Regions from separate parts of the Homo sapiens genome. Here region 1 is linked to region 2. A link is a loop called in an ENCODE intact Hi-C map of the cell type or tissue named here. Cell type or tissue: endothelial cell of umbilical vein. All regions are shown on one strand. Links, peaks and the distances in the headings refer to the core of each region. The heading gives the core; the rest is flanking DNA.

The links. Hi-C counts contacts between places; a loop is a spot of excess contacts. Peaks named below come from ENCODE experiments on the same cell type or tissue, not always from the same donor. Only the 100,000 strongest peaks of a DNase experiment are listed, where the experiment ranks them.
Region 1: it touches region 2 in a loop (4-fold over the local background); 3 of 110 quality-filtered maps call a loop at or near these places.

The regions. Positions count from the first base shown.
Region 1 is chr4:143,522,165-143,539,024 of GRCh38, reverse strand. It overlaps SMARCA5 (SNF2 related chromatin remodeling ATPase 5), which reads right to left. Exons shown (of 24, transcript NM_003601.4): 4 at 14,558-14,658; 5 at 13,474-13,574; 6 at 12,565-12,744; 7 at 11,002-11,157; 8 at 10,311-10,442; 9 at 8,499-8,567; 10 at 4,061-4,170; 11 at 2,347-2,573; 12 at 314-435; 13 at 87-239. Among named protein-coding and RNA genes, the nearest start is that of SMARCA5-AS1, 16 kb to the right of the region's middle. In endothelial cell of umbilical vein, for the core only: CTCF peaks have their summits at 7,237 and 7,440 (motif pointing left); DNase peaks (open chromatin) are centred at 6,974 and 7,454; H3K27ac peaks cover 1,530 bases.
Region 2 is chr4:143,198,177-143,206,176 of GRCh38, reverse strand. It overlaps USP38 (ubiquitin specific peptidase 38), which reads right to left. Exons shown (of 10, transcript NM_032557.6): 5 at 2,611-2,769; 6 at 1-144. Among named protein-coding and RNA genes, the nearest start is that of USP38, 17 kb to the right of the region's middle. In endothelial cell of umbilical vein, for the core only: no CTCF peak of the experiment used is centred there; a DNase peak (open chromatin) is centred at 3,146.

The DNA.
Region 1 (16,860 bases), core at 4,301-12,300, 330 kb before region 2:
GTTAAGTCACTGATATTTGTAGAATTAGCCTGTCCTAACTAACGCCATCTACTAAGCACAGAATATATTTATTCGTTATCTCTTACCATAGCCTGAAGATCTACTTGGGGATTCCAATCAGAATCATACAAAATTACTACATCAGCAGTCGCAAGATTGATGCCAAGACCACCAGCACGCGTGCTTAACATGAAAACAAACTTTGTGCTGTTTGGTTCATTGTATGCATTGATGGAGTCCTATGGATAAAACAAAATGGTTGTCAAAAAATTTATCTGATTCTTTTTTATCTCCCTCCCCAAATTTTACTCACTTGTCTCTCATCATGGGGTGTCTGACCATCCAACCTGCAGTACTCATAATTTCTCCACATGCAATAATCTTCCAAAATGTCCAATACCCTTGTCATTTGACTGAAGATTAGTACTCGTGAACCTGTTGGGGAATATAACAATCTATTATCAGTGGCTTCAAAAGTAGAAAAATTTAAGGGTAACCAAAACTAAGACTAATCAATTATCCTTAATTCCAAAGCTACCTACTTGGTTACAAGGGGGAAAAAAATCTACACATTATTATCCAAGTCAGTCATTTCCCACTTTTTTCTCACCATGGCACAAATAAAAAAGGGTAACATTTGTACAGAAAAGCATATTTGCCTCTGGTCTGGAAGGCTTTGCCATCCCAAAGGGTAAGATAATCATTATCTTGTTACCCCATATACATTTAAAAATAACTTTCCACTACTTCACAACAACTCTTCAATGCATATGACTCCCCAAACCTCCAACACACACCTAATAATCCTGGTCTCAGCCTGGTTCTGAAGATCCATTCTAGATCAAAGGACCATAATATGTGCCTCATATATCTACAATGACTATCCTTCACTTATCACTTATCTGCCATGATTCAAACTATCCGACTGCCTTCCACTTCTTTAGGCAGCTACATAATACCTTCAGTAGAATATATCAAGACAAAGGATCATTTTGAAAAGTAATGATTATGAAATGATCCTGTCCTAGAAGCAGAGGCTGACAATCTGCTGTTGTCACACGTTCCTGCACCTCAAATGCATAAGAATTTTTTTTTTTTTTTTTTTTTGAGATGGAGTCTTGCTCTGACACCCAGGCTGGAGTGCAGCGGCGCCATCTCAGTTCACTGCAACCTCTGCCTCCCAGGTTCAAGTGATTCTTCTGCCTCAGCCTTCCAAATAACTGGGACTACAGGTGCATGCCACCATGCCCAGCTAACTTTTTTTGTATTTTTGATAGAGACAGGGTTTCACCATGTTGGCCAGGCTGGTCTCAAACTCTTGACCTTAGGTGATCTGCCCACCTCAGCCTTCCAAAAAGTGCTGGGACATGAGACTACTTAATAGTCTCCATTTTCCCTGCAGAGTTTAATATACCTTTCATTAATATCTGAGTATTCCCACCACGTTCCTGCCACTCCTCCCCACCAATTTAACTCCTTTAATTACTTTGCTTTCAAGGAAAGCATTTTTTAAAAATCTATCTCTACAAAAAGGTATGAAAAGGAAAAAGTAAACCCATTCACTGACAACTCTTACAACATGCTTTTGATAGTATCATAGAGGAGATTCACCTACTGGTCCAAATGTCATTCTTATTAAAATATAGAGAGAAACACAAACTTGAATCTGCACACTTAATACTATAGCAGTGATATTTCGTATCTTTAAGAGATATGTAATAATTTATGAAAGGCTATAGTGTCTGGCGTTTGCTTCGAATAATCTGGGAGGAGGAAGGGTATAGCAGACTAAAAACGTTTTTATTAGTTAAAATCAGAAGCTGGCTTCTAAGTTCTTTCTGCATTCGTGTAATTTAAATATACCCAAACACACAACACAGACATACCCATTTTCATAAAAAAAGTCAGCATACTACAAATAAAAATGTTTCAGGTCCATGTACATGGTACCTTATTAAATTAAAACTCCACATAAATAATTAAAAAACAATATCATGAACACACCACCACTGTCTAACAATGGATCTGGTAACCATGTGTGGGAGGGAGATGCATTCTTCACATTTTATGACAGAAAGCTATAATTTCTAGGAAAGTATATATAAAGTATGAACTCTTCCCAAAATCAAGGGAGTATGGTTGCTCTAACTATTGCTTACCTTCTAAGAGACTTAAGGCCTAAAATCAGGAGTGGGGGTTAGAGCTCAGATAATGAACAGGTTTTTTTAATGTTCTACACGTCAACCTTGGAAAGCATCAGAGCAGTCATTTCAAAGTACAGTGCTCCTTTGTTTTAACATGAGCATTTTAAAACAGTTTTGATAATTTGATACGGGTAACCGATACCTTGTTCTTTTAACTTAGGGAGCAGCTTGTCTAAAACCACCATTTTGCCACTGTTGGTTACTAGATGCATATCTGTTGTATAAGGTGGACCAGGTTCTGCTCCATCAAAGAGATATGGATGATTACAACATTTTCTCAACTGCATTAGGATGTTCAATAACCTCATTTTGTCCATCTTGCCTGCTGAGTTGAGTATATCTATATCCTTCATTAATATCCGAGTATACCTATTCAAAGAAGAAAAACATTTTTAGAGCTCAAATGTTCCTTGATCAATCCCTGCCACTTTACATACTTAATCCCCTTCCCCACATGAACCCCCAAATATCTGTAAGAAACTACTCATCAACTTCTAGGTATGGTTAGGAATTTAACATCTGTAACCTCTTTTTGCTTCCATTTTTCTTTACTGTCCATAGCATTATAATGTTCATACTTACGCCTTGGGCCTTGAGGATATTATTTTTAAAGTACAAAAACAGTTCCCTTGGGTAGAATTACAGCAGTAAGACATAATATTTTTAAGTAATAAAGCAAAACTTAAAAAATGTAAGTTTTAAACATAATTTTAGTTTGCAGTTTTTTTGCAACAGAAAGTGCCACTATTCGATTACTATATACCCCATAGCTAGTGTAGCATTTAGGTAAGAACCCTAACATCTGAGAAGACAGGAAGAATAATGAAATGGTAAGGCATGATGATGAGAATAATATGAATACAACGTGACTTAAACATACGTATAAATACATGGGGGAGGGAGGTATGTCTGTGAGGCAGGACTGTGAAGCTACAGCCATAAGCTAAGGCCAGATTATAAAAAGCCTTGAACATATACTAAGGATGTAGACATTGTTATGAAAGAATGAGTAATTTGTCTAAGCATCAAAGTTTTAGAGCCTTGGATCCTTTGAACAAAGTAAGTAGCCTAGGCAATCTATGCTTAAACAACAAGGCAGACCTTTCCATCTCAATTCTGATATAAAGTTCACTCAAATGTTTAACTAAAAAAGATTTGTCTTTCCTTAGCATTGACTCATCTTAGTTCTGTTTTAGAGCCATCCAAGGTAAGCCTAATATCTGCTACCCTTTCAGAAGTTTTTGAGGACATTTAGGACCAACCACCTTCTACAGATAACCTCTTACCCAGATAACATGCCCAGTTCTCTATATGATATTAAGTCCTTTAACCAAACAACTCTGGCCTCTTGCAAATACTTATCAAAATTTAAGTATGCAGTTAAATATACATGAAATATGATGAGACCAGTAAAGAAAAGGGTAGCTATATTTATTTCCTCTCCTTTGAACACTACATTTACATTAAGGCCAACAGTATCTTTTTCTGCAGCTACTTTACACTGACCCAGTATTTATGAACTATAAGTGAACCATATATCTCCCACACTGTGCTATCACAGTTTCCTTTTTAAAAATCCCAAGTAGATGGTTTCATATGAACCCCGTTTAATTAAATCCCAATTTTAATTTTGGATTCATAAGCCTTCCATCCTGATTCTGTCATCTAACAGGTTCAAAACTTTCTATAACGAACTTAATGAGCAAGTCCTATACTACGTGACAAGAAAACTCTTTTCAGGTTGAGTTCAATCCAGCAAATTGGAATTCCATGAAGACACAAATTAGGAAAACAAAATACACATGAAATTTAGGGAAGAATCAATAGTGCTATCAAGTACATCTGAGAATACATACCATTCCCTTTGCATTTTGCTGAGGCCCACATAGATTTTTACTTCCTTCTTTGGAGGCAAACTCTTTTCAACATCAGCCTTAATTCGACGAAGGAGGAATGGACGCAAAACCTTAAAAAGGACAAAAATAAACAGGTAATACCAATATTACACATAAGGTCATATTTCAGCATCTTAGAATTGTATATAAAATACATGAAAAAGAAATTTCTCTGCGTGAGTATCAAGTGATTTCTTAGGACTTCTCCCTGCAAATACAGTCATATCTCAGTATCTGTGGGAGACTAGTTCCTGTCCCCTTCCCTTTGAATACCAAAATCCACAAATGCTCGAGTCCATTATAAAAAATGTAGTATTTGCATATAACCTACAAACATCCTCCCATATACTTTAAATCATCTCTAGATTACTTATAATAATAGTTAATGGAATGTAAATGCTATGTTAATAGTTGTTACACTATACCGTTTAGGGAATAATGACAAGGAAAAGGTCGGTATATTTAACACAGATGGAACCATCTATTTTATTTTTATCTTTTTTGGGGACAAATATTTCCAATCCATAGTTGATTGAATCTATGGATGTGGAACCTATGGATATGAAGGGCTAACTGTATATAATTTATTACTACTGGGTTCCTGAAGGGTAGTAATACAAGACCATTACTTATTCAATAAAGGCATACCTCAGAGATATTGTAGGCTCAGTTCCAGACTACCTCAATAAAGCAAGTCACATTTCCCAGTGCATCTAAGAGTTACATTTACACTATTAAGTGTGCAATAGCATTATGTCTAAAAAAAAAACAACGTACACACCTTATTTTAAAAGTACATTATTGCTTTAAAAATGTGATACATTATTTAAAGCAATACATTACTGCTTTAAAAACAGAGTAAACACATGCCGTTGGGAAAACGGTGTTTATTGATAGACTTCCTTGACACAGGGTTGCCACAAACCATCTATTTGTTTCGCAAAATAAATGTTTCTTAAAAATGCAGTATCTGTGAAGCACTGCAAAGGGTAATGAGATGTGCCTGTATATGTTTGAGTATATACTTGTTATACTACCATAAAATACTAAAAACAATAGTAAATTTTTAAAATGTTTTCAACAATTTGCTGCCTTTCAGGTCTAAAACTAGTTACTTGCATGCAGACTGTCTAACAGTGCCTAAGAATGGGCAAGGGTCGGGAGGCCGAGGCAGGCAGATCACAAGGTCAGGAAATCGAGACCATCCTGGCTAACATGGTGAAACCCCGTCTCTATTAAAAATACAAAAAATTAGCCAGGCGAGGTGGCAGGTACCTGTAGTCCCAGCTACTTGGGAGGCTGAGACAGGAGAATGGTGTGAACCCGGGAGGCGGAGCTTGCAGTGAGCCAAGATGGCGCCACTGCACTCCATCCTGGGCGACAGAGCTAGACTCCATCTCAAAAAAAAAAAAAAAAAAAAAAAAAAAGAATGGACAAGGGTCTCATTAAGATCTCCTTATGGTTAGTCTTTAAACTTAATGTACTAACTTAGGGAAAGAATATAAAAGTACACACTTCAATAAATCATGAGTGTACAGTTCTAGAAATTTTATTCAAGTACTGTAAAAGTACCCATGTTATTACCCAAATAGAACACTCTAGAAATCATTTTTGTGTCCCTTCCAATCACTATCCCCTCTTTTCCTTCCCAAGGGTAAGCAATATTCTTATTTTTAGACACCATAAATTAATTTTGCCTATCATTTTTAACTTTATATACATGGACTCACTCAATATGCACCCATTTATATCTGGTTTCTTTTATTAAACAATGAGACATTTCCATGTTATATGTAGTAGTAGTTCACTCATTTTCATAGAACAGTAAGTTTTAAAATTAACTACACAACTAAAGATACCCTTTTTTGTACCTCTGTTCTATTTACACTGGTTTTTAAAAATAGTGACTATATCACAAACCAAATTAGACATTAGTGGGAAAAATACCAGCAACACCTCTCTAACATCACCACGTAGAAAAGCTAGTTCAGCCCTAGTCAACAGGCGGCAGCAACTGCCAGATGTGTAAGTGAAGACCTTTAGCCCCACCGGTTCTCTTCTAGCATTGTCCAGCTAAATAAATGTAACTGGATAACCCCAAGTGTAATCCACAAAGAAACCATCCAGTCAACCCATAAATTCTGGGGTTGTTAATAAAATATAAACTATGAAGTGTTTTGGAGGTGGGGGAAATAAGGGGGTCTTAGTAACCCCTAAAGGGGGGTTAAGGTGTTTTTGGGGGGTGGAGGGAATAAGGGGTTCTTTTGCAGCATTAGATAACTAATACATCAAATAAGAGTTATCTCATTCCTAAGCGCATCCATACCGACTTCTAAACCCTCCTTTCATTATAAGACCACAGGTGCTACTGTAGAAACTTCAAAGTAAAGAGCAGGAGAAAGTAGAGAGGTAGCTACAAGACCTCTTCTCCCTGACTTCATAAGCATTTTCAAAATACCCTGTGAACAAAACAGAGTTACCAAATCTGGTTGATACTGCTGAATGGGTTGTTCATTTGCTTTACCTAGATGTACCTACGTATTTACTAAAGGAAAGCCAAGAGCAGAGGAATAAGGGGAAAAAAATGCATGAAAAAAAATCATGTTCTTCTGCCTCCTTTTCTACCCCCAAGATTACATATACACTCCACAATCCTTGGTCTAAGTAAATACAAAGAGAGTGCTTAGATGCATGAATGCCATCTGAATTGAAACAAAGGTAGCTAGGAAATTACTACCTTCAAATATTTAACAAAACTCTCAATATTTAAGAATTTTAAAGTACTTTATAATGAAATATTTGAACAATCATGAACTTAAATTTTTTTCCCTGTTCAAATATCCACTCTAACTAGGCATTGTGCCAGGTATACAAAGACAAATAAATCTGTGCTTCCTGCCTTTGTGCTTACAATCCAGTATGGAAAACACTTGTGAATCATCTCAATATCCTCTGCAAAGTCCTATAATATTAGGATGCTCAGATTGTTAAAGATGGAATACACAGAAGGGCACCTAGGCCAGCCTCAGCCTGGCTGGTTCAGTGGAGGTGATGTCGCTGAGTCTTGGACTAGGTATTAGTAAAGAGACCAGGAAAAAGGATTCTAGGTGTAGCAAAAATGATAAGCAAAAATAGATTAGAATTACCACAATGTTTACAGAAAACTGACAGTGGGGTCAGCAATCTATCAAATTAAAGCTCAATATATGAAGAAGTAAAACAGATGCCAAAGAATGTTAAAAAGGTTAGGTCATGGAGGGGCACAATTTTGTTCCCCAGGGGACATCTGCAATGTCTAGAGAAATTTTTGGTTGTCACAACTGGAGGAATGTTACTACTGCCATCTAGTGAGTAAAAGTATCAGGGATGCTATTAAACATGCTACAATACACAGGACAATCACGTTCTCCCCTCTCTCCTTACCCCTCTCAGATATACCCAGACCAAAATGTCAAAAGAGGCTGAGAATTCCTGAGTTAGGTCATTAAGGGCTTTATATAACATTCTTACAAGCTCCTGCTTTAACCTGCTTAGCAGGGTATTTTAATCTGGTGTCTGTTAGAGAAGTTTCTCTACCTACCAACTTTTACTTGTGAACCGTCACAGGAAGCTGTATGTAGAAACAAAGCTATACAGCAAGCAAAAACATACCAACTGTGCTCATAATGCAATATTAGCAGTTGTTTATACACAATGTAGCTAGATTTAAGAAAAAACAGATGGATCTTTAGCCCTTTCAAAAGTGAACCTGTTAGATTCTTCCATGGAATGTAAATTGAACTAAGCTTTAAAAACTTGTCTATTAAGGCCGGGCGTGGTGGCTCATGCCTGTAATCCCAACACTCTGGGAGGCCAAGGCAGGCAGGTTGATAACTTGAGTTCAGAAGTTCGAGATTAGCCTGGGCAACATGGTGAAACACTATCTCTACAAAAAATACAAAAATTAGCTGGGCATGGTGGCCAGAGCCTGTAGCCCCAGCTACTCTAGACGCTGAATGGGGAGAGACTGCTTGAGCCTGGGAGGCAGAGGTTTCAGTGAGCCAAGATCATGCCACTGCACTCCAGCCTGGACGACAAAGTGAGACTGTCTCAAAAACAACAACAAAAACTTGTCTATATTAATTATTATGCAATTCTTCTTCCCCCCACTGTATTTTGTATAACTGTAAGAGAATACTTTCTCCCTTAAGTCAGGATTCCATTCTAGGTTCTAACACTGAAACAACCACACATCACCCCCTACACTGATTGTAAGATGTAAGAGTTAAGTGTCAGAATTCAAGCAGATCTGATTCTTAAGCCATTGTGTTTTTTATTAACAGGAAAATAATCTACTAATTTAAACCTTTATCCTTTTTCCCATCATAAATATGCTTTAACACTACTCCAAAATACTTACCATATGAAGCCTCTCAACTAGTTTTTGATCCCCAAGGCAGTTGTTTGTATCAAACCAGGAATCAAAGTCCTAGATAAACAAACAAAAAATATACTCAGATCAGAGATAATATTAACAAATACCCTATAATACCAGATATAGAAATGATTTCTAGAATTAGTAATTTGAATTGTAACCCACAAAAAAAAATCACTTAGTCCAATCCTGGTTTTCATGTGTCATTGTTACTAATTTTAAAACAAGTAGTTCAGAAATCACACTACCTTCTAAACATTCTTCTCAAAAACATCAAAATAACAAGTTTCACAGTAAAAAGTTGGAGAGCAAGTTCTATAGGATTAGAAAATTAATATTCTTGTAAAGTATCTTTCAAGTTTCATAAAAGCTTGAAAATTAAAACATTTTATAGTTTGTTCTCTGAGACCATTCGCACTACTCAAATACAAGTTTACGAACAATGTCAATTTTAATCAAACTTACTAAATGAAATTGAAATTACCAGCATTTCATTAATATTTGGTTACGATTTCAACAAGGGCAGTTTCCCTAACCTCATCTCTTGAACATATGTATTATATATGTGCTTTGTTTTTGAGTAAACATAATCTTAGAATTCACTGCTTTAAAGTAAATGAAAGTGTCAATGTAGTGAGAAACAGGAATTATCTCAAAAACATCAAAATACATAAAATCGAAGCTAAAATTGCTTTTGGAGTCTGATTAAATATCTTTTTACAACACAATCTATTCTTTCAAAACAATCTTCAACAGAAAAAAAACAAAATTAATTAATACCTTTTTATAACTTAATTGTACAAAAATATACTAACATGGAGCTCTTCAAATCCCTCCAATACACATAAGACGCCAGCTATGCAAACAAAGCTTCAAAAATAAACACTGGTCCAGGCAAAAAAAACTGCAATTTCTAATAGCACAAACTCTTGACATAGTTATTATATTACTATTAACAGTTCAAATAGCTAATTAACCATTACTATCCTTTCTATGACTATAAATAATCCATAAAGATTAGGTTCTATTTGTTTGTTAGACTATAATATAAGAAAAGCCAGACAGATTTCACTAAATTTGACAGTCATCCTTGGGACTTAAAACATAAGCAATGTGAGGTATACAAATCACTTCAGGAATACCTTGAGCAGCACCTTAAAAACATAACCAGTCAACCTAGAGCCACTGAAACAAAGTCAGGCCAACCTGACTTACCAAATAGGAGTGACAATTTATGCCATTTCAGATAGAGAAAACAATGATTTAAAGAAGACTGAGGCCTGGTGTGGTGGCTCGTGCCTGTAATCCCAGCACTTTGGGAGGCTGAGGCAGGCAGATCGCTTGAGGCCAGGAGCTTGAGACCAGCCTGGACAACATGGCAAAACCTCATCTCTACAAAAAACACAGAAACTAGCCGGGCATGGTGGCACACACCTGTGATCTCAGCTATTCGGAAGGCTGAGGCACAAGAATCACCTGAATTCCGGAGGTGGAGGCTGCAGTGAGCCAAGATCACACCACTGCACTTCAGCATAGGTGACAGAGTGAGACTACGTCTCAAAAAAAATAAAATAATAATAATAATAATGAAATAAGATTGAAACCAAAGGCACAAAAGTAAATTCCCATTATACAGAGACAACCTAGGAGATAACACCAGGCTAACTATGTAAATAAAAGCATAAAAAATTAATAATAACCTCAAGCCATGCTAAAAGGCAGGCCACTTTTATTACAAAAATATATAGCATTAAGCAAAATATTATTATTAACCAGAAAGCACCAGGAAATACTTACATCTGCTGAATTAAACACATCTGGCAACAGAAAGTTAAGAAGTGACCACAGCTCATGCAAGTTGTTCTGAAGAGGTGTTCCAGTTAATAATAGTCTATTTGTAGTCTTGAATTCCCTCACTATTTCTGACAACTGAAAGAAAAGAACCAAATACACCATTAGAATATTCTGCATATTGCATTATCTACAACAGCAAAGACCTGGAACCAACACAAATGCCCAACAATGATAGACCGGTTAAAGAAAATATGGCACATATACATCAGCGAATAGTACGCAGCCATAAAAGAGAATGAGTTTATATCCTCTGCAAGGACATGGATGAAGCTGGAAGCCATCATTCTCAGTAAACTAACACAGGAACAGAAAACCAAACACTACATGTTCTCACTCATAAGTGGGAGTTGAACAATGAGAACACATGGACACAGGGAGGGGAACACCACATGCCAGGACCTGTCGGGGAGTGGGGAGAAAGCAGAGGGAGAGCATTAGGACAAATACCTAATGCATGCGGGGCTTAAAACCTAGATGATGGGGTGCAGCAAACCACCATGGCACATGCATACCTATGTTAACAAACCTGCACGTTCTGCACATGTATCTCATAACTTAAAGTTAAAAGAAAAAAAAATCTGTACTTTAATCAAATTCTTACATGAAGGCTTTTCACATCTAAGTATCAAATTACCTTAGATTTTTCATTTTTGATCCTGTGAGCTTCATCTATTACTAAGTATCTCCAATTAAATTTTTTGAACACAGACTTCTCTTTAATAAGCATTTCATAAGATGTTACACATACATCCCATTCTCCCGGTAATAAAACGTCTCTGACAAAAGCAGCCTGTGTAACAAGAGAAAAAAATTACATCACGTAGAAATAAACTACGCATTACATTTACTGATGACAAGTAATCTAGTATATAAAAAGAGGTGGGAATACTAAAAAGGAGTAGAGTAGCTAGCTATATTATGCAAACGTTTAGAACCAGCTTTCCTAAGACTAAAGTAACGTCATTAATCATTTAAATGTCAGAACCATTAAGTTTTAAAAAACTGACAAAGTTAACCAGTGAAAAATTCAATAGACACTTAAAATGTCTTTCTGCAATTCCACTAGATCGGGAAATTCTTAGGAGGCAGGTTTAGACAAAAAAGAGGGAGGTTTTAACATAAAGAAAGGAAGAGGGTGGAAAGATAGTTAGCAGTAGTAGGCATCTGCATTCCTTTCAGGTTTATAAATGTATTAACACATTCCTAATAGTATTATTTTAAAGGTAAGGAAACTGAAGCAAAGACTGGTTAAGTAATTACCACTCTTTGGGCTCCCAAACAAACAAACAAAAATTGATAACTTAAAATATCCAACATAACTAGAAAGGGAGAGAAAAATATAGACTTATCACTCACAGGTAAATGAAGAGGAAATAAAAAACAAGTACACAGCTATTCAGTAGAGTCTGAATAAATTTCCAAATCTGAGCTTTATATACTAATGTCATTATTTCCATCTCTTCTTCCCACAAGGATGTTGTCAACTGATCGAAATTTTAACTTATTTTGTTAAATATCATAATAAATCACCAAATTACTATATATGACTCAACCCGTCTTTAAAAACTCTAATTCTGTGACTATTACCACTACACACATTCATCTAAAAATGTGGCTCCTTAAATTTCCAACCAACTCACATTTCAAAATATCTTTTAAAAACAAGAAAATAACTTCTAATGAGAGCACAACCAATGATTTTATACAACCACTCCCAAAAGGGAGAGAAACAAACTACAGTCTTACAGCTTTCTACCATTTCTAATGTCTTCTTCCCAGTATGATTTTTTTTTTTTAAGATGGTCTTGCTTTGTTGCCCAGGCTGGAGTGCAGTGGCGCCATCTCGGCTCACTGCAACCTCCACCTCCCAGATTCCAGCGATTCTCCTGCCTCAGCCTACCAAGTAGCTGGGACTACAGGCCATGCGTGCCACCACACCCAGCTAATTTTTTGAGTTTTTAGTAGAAACGGGGTTTCACTGTGTTAGCCAGGATGGTCTCGATCTCCTGACCTCATGATCCACCCGCCTCGGCCTCCCAAAGTGCTGTTTTTTATCCACCAAGACAATGCTACATTTGTAAATACTAATATTTGCGAAGATCCCGTCTCATTTATCCTTCTTCCAGCTATACCCATACCCAAGCCTGAATTCAAATTATTTTAGCCTCAAAAATGTAATGAAATACTAGAAACTTACTCTTTGTTCTTTATCTCCTATCAAACAAACAGATCTAAGTGTTGGTACCCATCTCTTGAATTCACTCATCCAGTTGTGTAATGTAGACTTAGGAACCAAAACCATATGAGGCCCAGGAATGTTTCTATAATGTTTCATGTACCCAAGAAGAGAAATTGTTTGAAGAGTCTTTCCTAGGCCCTGAAAGATTTCAAAATAACCATGAAGCAGTGAAAAATGAAAATATTATTTCACAATTATACCTCCCAACATATAGAAATGTTCAAAAGAAATGCTACATATTTATAACAGTTAATAAATGGCAAAAACTTAACATATATCAAAGTTTGTAAGTGTTATGTCATATAATTTTCACAAGTCTCTAAAGGAGGTATTATTATCACCCGCATAAGGCCCCGTTTAAGTGACATTCCCAAAGTCATCTAGCAGAGCTAGCATTGAAACACATTTCTTTTGACTTCATACTTTCTCCAACCAATTAAACGTTTTAGCATTATAGCAATAAGGAAACTTTTTTAAACATTCATTACATAACTAGTAGTTAACAAAAGATAAATGTTTTCTAAGAATTGTACAAGCTACCACCTGGAAAAAACATTTATCAATTATAAACAATTAATGACCTCACTTTTGTTTTACAAAACTGGAAGCAAATAAATCATTGTACTATAAAAGTCATCCAAAAACATGTTTCTCAAATGTATTCTTTTTAAATTTATCATATTTTCAGCGATGGAAATTTCTCACAATTAAAATACAGATCACACTTATGCAACTAAGGCAAGCTGCTTATACTAGTTTCTGAGAGGATCCATTTGCTAACAGTTGTAGACTGTAAGAAACTTTTATCAACGTATAAGATATTTTCAATACAAAACATACCCTTCAAAAAAAACTACCAACACATACCATTTCATCTGCAAGGATACCATTGATGCCATTCTCATACAAAGAAATGAGCCAGTTTAATCCTCGGACCTGATAATCTCTCAGTTTACCCCATTTTACATCTAAGAACAAAAGAAAAGCACAATAGGCATTTTAAGACAAGAAATACAAGGCAATCTCTTCATCTAAGCCTACACATATCTACTGACTTTATTTTCATTACTAACGGATTCTTGAATAGGAACTCTGCAAGTTCCAAAATACTAGAGGTAGCTGCCATGGTCTGAAGTGGAAAAGCTGGACATGGAAGATAATCAAGTGCGGGAAACATGACTGCGGGCATCAGAGTACCCACTCCAACAACTCAGTTCTTACGTTACCCATATACTGGTCTGAGAGACTCTTTGGCCTCTCGTCTTTTTAATGAAAAACCAAGTGTTCCTAACCAAGTATTTTCAGCTTTCATAAAGACCAGATACAGGTTATCTGGGGATTTTATTTTCTTTCTAGTAAAAAAAAAAAAAAAAGAAATAGGAAATTCCTAAGTTACTTGTCCAATATATCTTATACATTCCAATGCACTCTCTTTCAGGGTATACTACTTATTTTGCTCCCCAGAATAATTACCAAATATACATAACGGTCACCTGATTTTTCTTTTTTAATATGTACACAGTGTAGCCCTCCATCTCCTTTTGAAAAACACTTGAGGATAAAAAGCTAACCAATAAACAAATACATTTCACAAAAAATTAAATTAATATAAAAACATCAGAAGTAAGCAAATGTGTTCATGAAGTACCTTTTTTAAAATAAATTAGTTTTCTTATGTGGGACAAATATAAAGCAAAACGATCCTTAGATTTACATATACTTCAGGGCAATAACAAACACAATGACATTTTATATAACTTTGAAATACAGCACTACTATCCTGTAATATGCTCTCATCTCCATCAAAATCTGAAGTTTATTTCATAACCAATAAACATCTAAGACTACTAAAAATTTGCTTCACAAATAGTAGCCAACACAAATCCAAAACATTAACCAAAGGAGATCTCAAAGGGCAATTTTTTAAAAAAATCAAGTGTGTTTAACATACACGATGGAGAGTCTTCAAATCGAGTGCAAACATTGGTTGCTTTGGAGCTTTCTGTTAATAGCTCTTCATCCTCCTCTTGCTCTGTTCTACGGTGTCGGTAACTGTTAAGATGAAAATAAAATAACCTGATTTGAGTTTTGGCTTTAATTATCAGCTACTGTTTAAACATCATAGTCAAGTGGCTGACCAAGATTCCACAAAATTAAATTTTTAACAGGCATCAACCAGTGGACAGTAGAAAATATGAGTACATTTAAATCTGCAATGTTTTAAATAATTATTTAAAATATACATTAGTTATTAAAATACACCAGTACGATACATTAACCAGAACCCAATAAACTCAAATATGATAGTCAAATTTCAAGAACTATGTAGTCAGAAAATCTCATTATTTGAATTTTAAAGTGTACCTTTTTAAAAATCTTTTTGCCAAGGAAAAAAAAGTTCCAGAAACCACATGTTTAAAATTGTAACTTCGAGCAAAAGCTGCAGCATAAGGACTCAGAAATTTAAGCAGTGACCACGGATTCATCAAAAAAATTTTTAAATACACATCTAAATTCTACATCCTAAGAGAATCAGATATACTACCCCCTTAAAAACTGATTTTCTAAAGTTTTAATACTGCCAATTAATCTCTAAAGGGCTTGGTTCAGTAAAACTATTAATACTTACTCCCCAATTCTGACACTTTCAACAAATATTTTCATCTTATTTAGAAAAAGGCACGTTATGCCTCTGTTGAGACCGCTGAATCTAATTTGTAACTTCATTTCTACCAAAACCACATGCTTGCTAAAAGGATAAGCGGCCTTCCAAGATAGAAGCATTCCTCAGAAATTCAAGGGCCTTCTTGTTTGTTATATATGCTTCTAATCATAATCAGTACATCCTAGTCTGTTATTCCTTGTACTTCTCTGCATTCTGAGCCTATGAAATTGAGTACAAAGATCTACTTCCATCCCCTATTTATTCTCCATAAACTGGGAGATAATTTTAAATTCTTTTTATAAAATATCCTTTATAGTTACTCTCAAAATGTTTGATTATTACAGTTGTAAAACTTAAAAGCTGAGATGTCATTTATTGTTAAAAATTGAATATAATCGTGAATGACTTAAAAAAAAAACGTATTCCTGGCCAGGCACAGTGGCTCACGCCTGTAATCCCAACACTTTAGGAGGCAGAGGTGGGTGGATCACTTGAGGTCAGAAGTTCGAGACTAGCCTGGCCAACATGGTGAAACCCCATCTCTACCAAAAATACAAAAATGAGCTGGGCGTGGTGGCGTGAGCCTGTAATCCCAGCTGAGGTCCAAGAATCGCTTGAACCCCAGAGGCACAACTTGCAGTGAACCGAGATCACACCACTGCACGCACTCCAGCCTGGGCCACAGAGCAAGACTCTGTCTCAATAAAAACAAACAAACAAAAAAAGATTTAAAAAAATGTATTCCTGATACCCAAAGACAATACTATGACCCTCATTACTTTAGGTAAATTAGCTTCCCATTTAAGATGGTTTGAGGAGTAAAGAAATCTGTTAACTAGGACTTTTTTCCCTAATAACACTATTTAATACATTAAGCCTAACAATTTATTATTACTATTTCCAATAGAATCTTTTTTATCTTATAAAAAAGATAAATTAGGATAATAATAAAATAGAAAAGAATAAAAGAAGTGTTTCTTTTCGAGACATCATACTGACTATCCCATAACAATATTCAGTACAGTAGTTTCCAGTTTCATGCCATGACACTAATGCAAACTTCTGAAGTCTGAAATATTTTAAATACAGCTGAAGGGCAAAATTGTCCCTTCAAAGTTTCGTAAGTATTAAAATAGTGCTTTGGTCACAATGGATGAGAAATAAGATATAATGAATGAGTGGAATACCCCAAATAAAAGGTATTATGCTTACAACGATAACCCCTTCAAGATGAAGATCATACTTCCCTCTTTCAACAAACTGTGTAGTGAATTTAACCTTGTTGATACTTCTTCTTTTAAACAATCTTTTGTATTTTAATTACTAATCACAGTTTTCACTTTGGGAATTACACAAAGCCATTTCAGGGAGCCAAGACTGCCCTAAATCTACTATTACTAATTAAACATCTTATTTATCCAACCAGAATGAAAATTCTAGAGAATTTCCAAATTCAACATGTAAGAATTATTTTCAACCACCACCAAAGGACGGCATACAACGTGACACTTCAATTTATATAAAAACAACTAAGTATGCAATAAAAATTTTAAACAGGCTGCCGTGATGTAAGTCATCACAATATCCCA
Region 2 (8,000 bases), core at 1-8,000:
TCCTAGGTTAATAAGACCAGTTTTCCCAGTTTCAGATTTTCCAGAAAGTCTAGACAAGCAAGACGCCAAAGAATTGGATTGAGAAGTCCAGGCACTTTGATTGAGAATTAACTTAATCTTCTCTTCACTGGGCTTAGGAAAATCCTATAGGTCATAAAGAAGAAAAACAGTTTAAAAGTAAAGTAAAAATTATTTTTGTTGTTAAATTAATTAACACCATTAAGAAGATTCTTACACCGACATTTGAACTTTCTTTTCCCCCACTTAGTTTTGAAGTAACTGGCAGTACTTGGCTAGTCATGAAAATATCAAATTTCACTGTATGGCAAAAATAAATATTGTCTAATAACAGATTTTATCAAGTTAAGGAATACTCAAAAGCTGGAAATTCAAGTCACATTTGAACTCTTTATGTTCTCTATATGCCAGCAAAATGTTTATAAAATAAAACTTTGGGGTCAGAGAATACACTGCAGTGCTATTCAAAGGCAGTAGAATGAAGACTTAAATTTTAGCACACAGTTAAACATAAGTAAACAATTTGTTTTCAAATTTTGTAATAAAAATGTCTCCTTTTCATTAAATACTAATATTTACTCAGTATTAACCCTTAGAAATAAAATCCCAAAGTAATTAAGAAATGAGAAATGAAAGCATCTATGCACAATGACCTTTAAGAAAAATAAAACTTAATCTCATGTTACCCATATAGAAAATTATTACAACATATGGATTTTTCTTATCAACTTTGTGAAGTATGAGATAACATTTCAAGTGTAAATTATTTCAAGCATGAATAGAGCACTGGAGAGTAAGGGAAGTTGGTAAAATCATTAGGGCTTATCTGGATTGCTATTAGCATCTGGCACTTAGACCTTAACAAACAAACATTTTCTGAAGGAGTTTCAATCTTCTCATTTTTGTTGTTGTTGACAGCTAAGAAAAAGTGCTTTCTTTGGGCTTAGAGCGAGCCCATTGTTTCTTCTGAGCCTATATGAGTTATCAGAATTTTCAACATGAAAAACTCTGATGAACTAAACAATGGCAATCAATTAACAAGTGCAGCAACTATCATCTATGGATCCAGGGACAATGTAGAAAGAGATTAATATTACCATCAAATCCACTTCACAATGCTCCTGAACATAATCTACTTCTGAAGTGTCAAAGTGTCACCCCAGCAATATACATTAATTGCTTAACAGTCTTTGTGTTCTGAGCTCAACCAAAATAAGTTTGATTTAGTTAATGATACAGTAAAAAGAACTGTTTTTAATCCACCTCAGATACAGAAGTAAAGATAATAAGACCTTTATGTTGAAATTCAGATCTCAAAAAAACCATCAATAGAATTGATTTCTAATAATTTCTGATTGAGTTTGGCTGAGTTCAGTTCTCCTATTCTTTTGCTATACACTGATTATGCAGTAAGTTTACTGAGAGGAAAGTATGTTTATTGTGATCCAGTCTTCAACACAAACAGAAGTGCTTTTTAGGCTAGGCACAGTGGCTCATGCCTGTAATCCCAGCACTTTGGGAGGATGAGGATCACTTGAGCCTAGGAATTCAAGACCAGCCTGAGCAACATAGTGAGGCCCCGACTCTACAAAAAATAAAAAGTTAGCCTGGCGTGGTGGTGTGCACCTGGAGTCCCAGCTACTTGGGAGGCTGAGGCAGGAGGGTCACTTGAGCTCAAGATGTAGAGGCTGCAGTGAGCCGTGATCATGCCATTGCACTTCAGCCTGGGCAACAGAGCAAGACTGTCCAAAAAAAAAAAAAAGTGCTTTTTAGAACCATTTCCATATAAAATTGAAACACAGTATAACTCCACAAATAATTCAAGTAAAGATTCGAAACATTGATGAACAGTCCACAGCAAAAATAGAATTAAAAAAGAGGCCAGGTGCAGTGGCTCACGCCTGTAATCCCAGGACTTTGGAAGGCCAAGGCAGGCAGATTACTTGAGGTCAGGAGTTTCAGACCAGCCTGGCCAACATGGTAAAACCCTGTCTCTACTAAAAATACAAATTAGCCGGGCATGGTGGCAGGTGCCTGTAGTCCCAGCTATTCAGGAGGCTGAGGCGGAAGAATCGCTTGAATCCAGGAGGTGAAGGTTGCAGTGAGCAGAAATGGTACCACTGCACTCCAGCCTAGGTGACAGAGCGAGACTTGGTCTCAAGAAGAAAAAAAAAAAAAAGATTAAAAAGGGGAAGAAATCAAAGTCAAATATTTTATTAAACTCCATTTCCTGTATTCTAAGATGTACTCTACATATACTTTAACACTTCTAATATTGGGGTGCAAATCTGATGTATGCATTAACTTAACGTAGCATTTCTTTTTAAACAAATTTCCCAAAAAGCTATTATAAATTTAAAGATATGCCTTATAATTGATGACACTGCAGAAATAAAGAAATATGGTTATTAATTTAGAATGGTGACTCCAGCAAGAAAGCTGTTACTCCCTAAATGAAACCTGATTCTAACTGCATTTTTCAAATAAAAAGCATATTACCATAAAATAGTAAATTGAGTAGCTGGTTATAAGAATGTTTCACCTTATTAATATAACACAACTCCACAAATATTGGTACAACTATCATCATACCTTTATTGCCTCCAGAATAGGTTCATAGAGATCTGGAAATCCAGAATAATGATACATCATACAGTGTATCAATTCTGTTAATTGTACTAAGAAGGCTGTACTTGAAGGCAGACCATCATTTTTGAAAGAATGAACCAAATTAACCACATGAGGAACAATCTGAAAAGAAAAAAGGATAAACAATGCTGAATTTATACAAATTGGTAACACATTCTCTAGCCTACAAACAGAACACAAACGATATATGATCAGCAGATACTTTTCTGTATGTGCAGTCACAGAGTTTTTCTTGTTATTAAGTTAAACATTTCTAAAATATCAAGGTAAATCTAGTTTTCGAAGTCGCATATGACTGTAATCTCATATATGACCCCTCTCCTCATCCTTACACACCATCTAAAACATAAACTAAGGTATAAAATAGGAATCTTAGTCATTGCCACCATTCTGAAAAATGCTGTAGGTTGAAATTGTTAGGGTTATTATATTTACCAGGTCATTCAATGGGAATAAACTTTTGAAAAATAATCCTGGAATTAGCTAAAGAGCTCCATCTAGTGTGAATCTAAAATTTTTTACTTGAAAGAATTAAAAGTACATTGCACATTAAAGTCTACTTCAAGAAAATCTTTACATGAGTAACTAAAATTGCAGCTCAGGTAATGGGATTACTTTTAGATAAGCACAGAGACCATGCCTTATGTTAGAGTGGCTATTCTTACTAACAAATCCCATTTCACAGCAAAAGATGAGATGGTTCTAAAAATAAAGGGCATCAGAAACTTCTGTTAGTTTTAAAGACCTGGGGCTAAAAATAAAAGTGAAATCTAAAATGATCATTGCTCATAAACATATAGAATATTGTTAATATTGATCATCAGCACAACCATGTTCTTTCATTGTAAAATTAAACTAAAAAGTCATCAATCCAGAGCCAATCATATCTTTAGGAGGTTATTAAAATGAAACAACTTCTATTTTACAGACATAGCTCTTTCCATTAGTATGATACTATATTTTTTTCAATTAATTTTTAATTATAATCTGATACTACATATTTACACTTCTTATGGTAAAAGGTATCTTCTGTTCTATTTGTAGAACATTTTGGGGTTGCTAACTCATGGTAAAAAAGTTATAACTATTAGGGTCGTACCATCAAACAGCAATAACAGCAATTATAGTAATAACCCACTAATTCCCCGTCCTTCCCACAAAAAGAACAATCATAGTCTTACAACACAGTGCTATTTCCATTCTGCTCTGTCTAGCTTTACATTTGTGCTTAAATCACACTGTAGCTTTTGCATTACCTTCTTACCTCCATCACAGGTACTAATGTGACCATAAAACTACCAGTTCCTAGTGAGTTCATTCTATTGCTATCATCTTTACATTTCTAAGCAAATATGAATTATACTTCTGTCGCATAAAGCCACATTTATCAGATATTCTCTTGCTAAAAGTCAGAAATCCAAAATTATTTTGTTTTCTCAAAGGTGAAGGGAGACAGAAGAGGCAAAAATTTTAGAAGTAATTATTAAATTTATAATTCCAAATCTGTCAAATTAGATTAGGTCTTTGTAATCAGGTTATATGGTTGTCTATTACTATATCTCAAATGGTCAACATTATCACGACATGGAAATAAGACTTAGTCTTTCACAGTTATACAGATATACTTCCAAGCAGGCTATTACTTTCTAAATGTGTGAAAGTTGATTTTTTTGAATAAGTGAAACTAAATGTTTCTTGACATTATTATAATACTAAAGTTTTTGAGGAAATGTATAAAACTTATTTAATTAGAAGCTTTGATTTTTTTTCTTTCTCCATTATTCCTATCTGCCATAGTGTCTGTTTAAAATAAATTTATTCCACTGGGTAAAATGCATAAGAAAAGCAACCTGACCCATAACACCACATATTCTAACATCAACCTTGGCTTGCCCTAAGATATTCTAAACTTATGATGAATTATGATGATGCTGATTCCAGATTATTGCTCATACTTAGCAACTCCTAAGCCCAAGTCCTTTACTGAGTTATTTGGAGTTATAGGTGATTTAACTACCACATTACCCACTACTAGATTAAGGAATGTCCTCAATATGGGCAATAAACATTAGAATGAATGATAAAGTTATGTCAGAGAATCTCCTTCCTAGAAATTTGGAAAACATCTTGAGTTGATTTTTGTATATGGTGTAAGGAAGGGGTCCAGCTTCAATCTTCTTCATATGGCTAGCCAGTTGTCAAAGCACCATTTATTGAAGAGGGAGCCTTTTCCCCATTGCTTGTTTTGACAGCTTTGTCAAGATCAGATGGTCATAGGTGTGCAGCTTCGTCTGTGGGCTGTCTATTCTGTTCCATTAGTCTATGTGCCTGTTTTTGTACCAGTACCACGCTGTTTTAATATACTACTGTAGCCCTGTAGTATAATTTGAAGCTGGGTAATGTGATGGCTCCAGCTTTGTTCTTTTTGCTTAGGATTGCTGTGGCTATTCAGGTTCTTCTTTGGTTCCACACAAATTTTAAAATAGTGTTTTTTTAGTTCTGTGAAGAATGTCATTGGTAGTTTGATTGAAGTAGCACTGCATCTGTAAATTGCTTTGGGCAGTACGGCCATTTTAATGATATTGATTCTTCCTATCCATAAGCATGGGATGTTTTTCCATTTGTTTGTGTCTTCTTGATTTCTTTGAGCACTGTTTTGTATTTCTCATTGTAGAGATCTTTCACCTCCCTGGTTAGCTGTATTCCTAGGTATTTTATTCTTTTTGTGGCAATTGTGAATGGGATCGCCTTCCTGATTTGGCTCCTAGCTTGACTGCTGTTGGTGTATAGGAATGCTAGTGATTTTTTTACATTAACTTCTTATCCTGAGACTTTGCTGAAGTTGTTTATCAGCTGAAGGAGCTTTTGCGCTGAGACTATGGGGTTTTCTAGATACAGAAACATATAATCTACAAATAGTTTCACTTCTTCTCTTCCTATATGGATGTCACCTATTGCCTTCTCTTGCCTGACTGCTCTGGCTAGGACTTCCAGTACTATATTGATTAGGAGTGGTGAGAGAGGACATCCTTGTCTTGTGCTGGTTTTCAAGGGGAATGCTTCTAGCTTTTGCCCATTGAGTATAATGTTGGTTGTGGGTTTGTCACAGATGCCTCTTATTATTTTCAGACATGTTCCTCTAATACCTAGTTTATTGAGAGTATTTAACATGAAGGGATGTTGAATTTATTGAAAGCTTTTTCTGCATCCATTGATATAACCATGTAGTTTATGTCTTTATTTCTGTTTATGTGATTTATTTGTGTATGCTAAACTAACCTTGCATCCCACAGATGAAGCCTACTTGATCATGATGGATTAGCTTTTTGAAGTGCTGCTGGATTTGCTTTGCAAGTTGAGGATTTTTGTATCGATGTTCATTACATCAAGGATAAGACTTAAATGTAAAACCCCAAACTTTAAAAACCCTGGAAGACAACCTAGGCAATACCATCCTGGACACAAAGATTTCATGACAAAGACACCAAAAGCAATTGCTACAAAAGCAAAAATTGACAAACGGGATCTAATTAAACTTAAGAGCTTCTGCACAGCAAAAGAAACTATCAACAGAGTAAACAGACAACCTACGGAATGGGAGAAAATACTTATAAACTATGCATCTGACAAAGGTCTAATATCCAGCCTCTATAAGGAACTTAAACAAATTTACAAGAGAAAACCCTATTAAAAAGCAGGCAAAGGACATGAACAGACGCTTTTCAAAAGAAGACATATATGCAGCCAACAAGCTTAAGAAAAAAAGCTCAGTATTACTGATCAGCAGAGAAATGCAAATCAAAACCACAATGAACTACCATCTCATACCAGTCAGAATGGCTATCATTAAAAAGTCAAAAAAGAAGACATGCTGGTGAGGTTCAAAAAAAGGGGAACACTTATACACTTGGTGGGAGTATAAATTCGTTCAACCATTGTGGAAAGCAGTATGGTGATTCTTCAAAGAGCTAACAGCAGCACTGGCATTTGACCCAGCAATCCTATTATGGGGTATACACCAAGAGGAATATAAATCATTCTACCATAAAGATACATGCACATGAATGTTCACTGTAGCATTATTCACAATAGCAAAGAAATGGAATCAATCTAAATGCCCATCAGTGACAGATTGGATAAAGAAAATGTGGTACATATACACCATGGAATACTATGCAGCCATAATAATAAGATCATGTCTTCTGCGGGAACACGGATGGAGGGCGAGGCTATTATTATCCTTAGCAAACTAACCCAGCAACAGAAAACCAAATACCCCATGTTTTCACTTATAAGCGGGAGCTAAATGGTGAGAACTCATGAACACAAAAAAGGGGACAATAGACACTGAGGTCTACTTGAGCGGGGAGAGTGGGAGGAGGTAGAGGAGCAGAAAAGATAACTATTGGGTACTGGGTTTAATAACTGGGTAATGCAATAATCTGTAAACCAAACCCATGTGACATGAGTTTACCTATGTAACAAACTTTCATGTTTCCCTGAATCTAACAAGTTAAAAAAAAAATGTGGAAAACAAAGCCTTTTCTCAAATGTCTTACACATGATTGTGCCTGAAGACAAGGACAAGTAATTGATGTTTTTTTTCTTGGAAGACTTTGCTAGTACACCTGCTATCTTAGAGTTTGAGTTCTGTTTGTATTATACATATATATAAGGTTACTGCTTGATGATTAAATTCACCAAAATTAGGGCAATTAACTGCAGAAATCACTCATCCTAAGTGGTAATGTGTAATGTAATTACTTGCTAGTAAGGTTTACTTACTACAAAGCCTGTGGACTTTCCTTCAGTGGAAATGAGACACTGAGCAACCTATGTGAATATATTCTAGATAAATAAAAACAAATGGAATTCTGAACTTCATTAGTCTCCTCTAAAGTTTGTTATGGTGAATCAGTATTCCTAAGATTTTTCCACTGTGGGTTTATTGACAATGAGTTTCTAGTCCTATAAAACAGGATTAGTCTTTGGAAGAATTAAGTAACCACACAAAGGCACTGTTTTCCTATGATGCCCTAGAGTGGTAAATGGACAGCTGACCAAAATTACAATTTGTCATTTCTCATCTGCAGTAACTGATAATCAAATAATTGAAATCAAATAAACGCCAATGATTCAGCTGGCTTAACGTGGTAGGATTCTAGATGTATTTTAAAGGTGGGGTCAACAGGATTTGTAGGATGTAGGCTGAGAGTGAATGAAAAGCCTGCAAAGACTGGTGTGTTTTCATGCTTTCAAAATTCTAAAGCAGTGGTTTTCAATCATTTTAATCCTTCTATACTGTTCATTTGTGCAACAGACATCCATCAGTG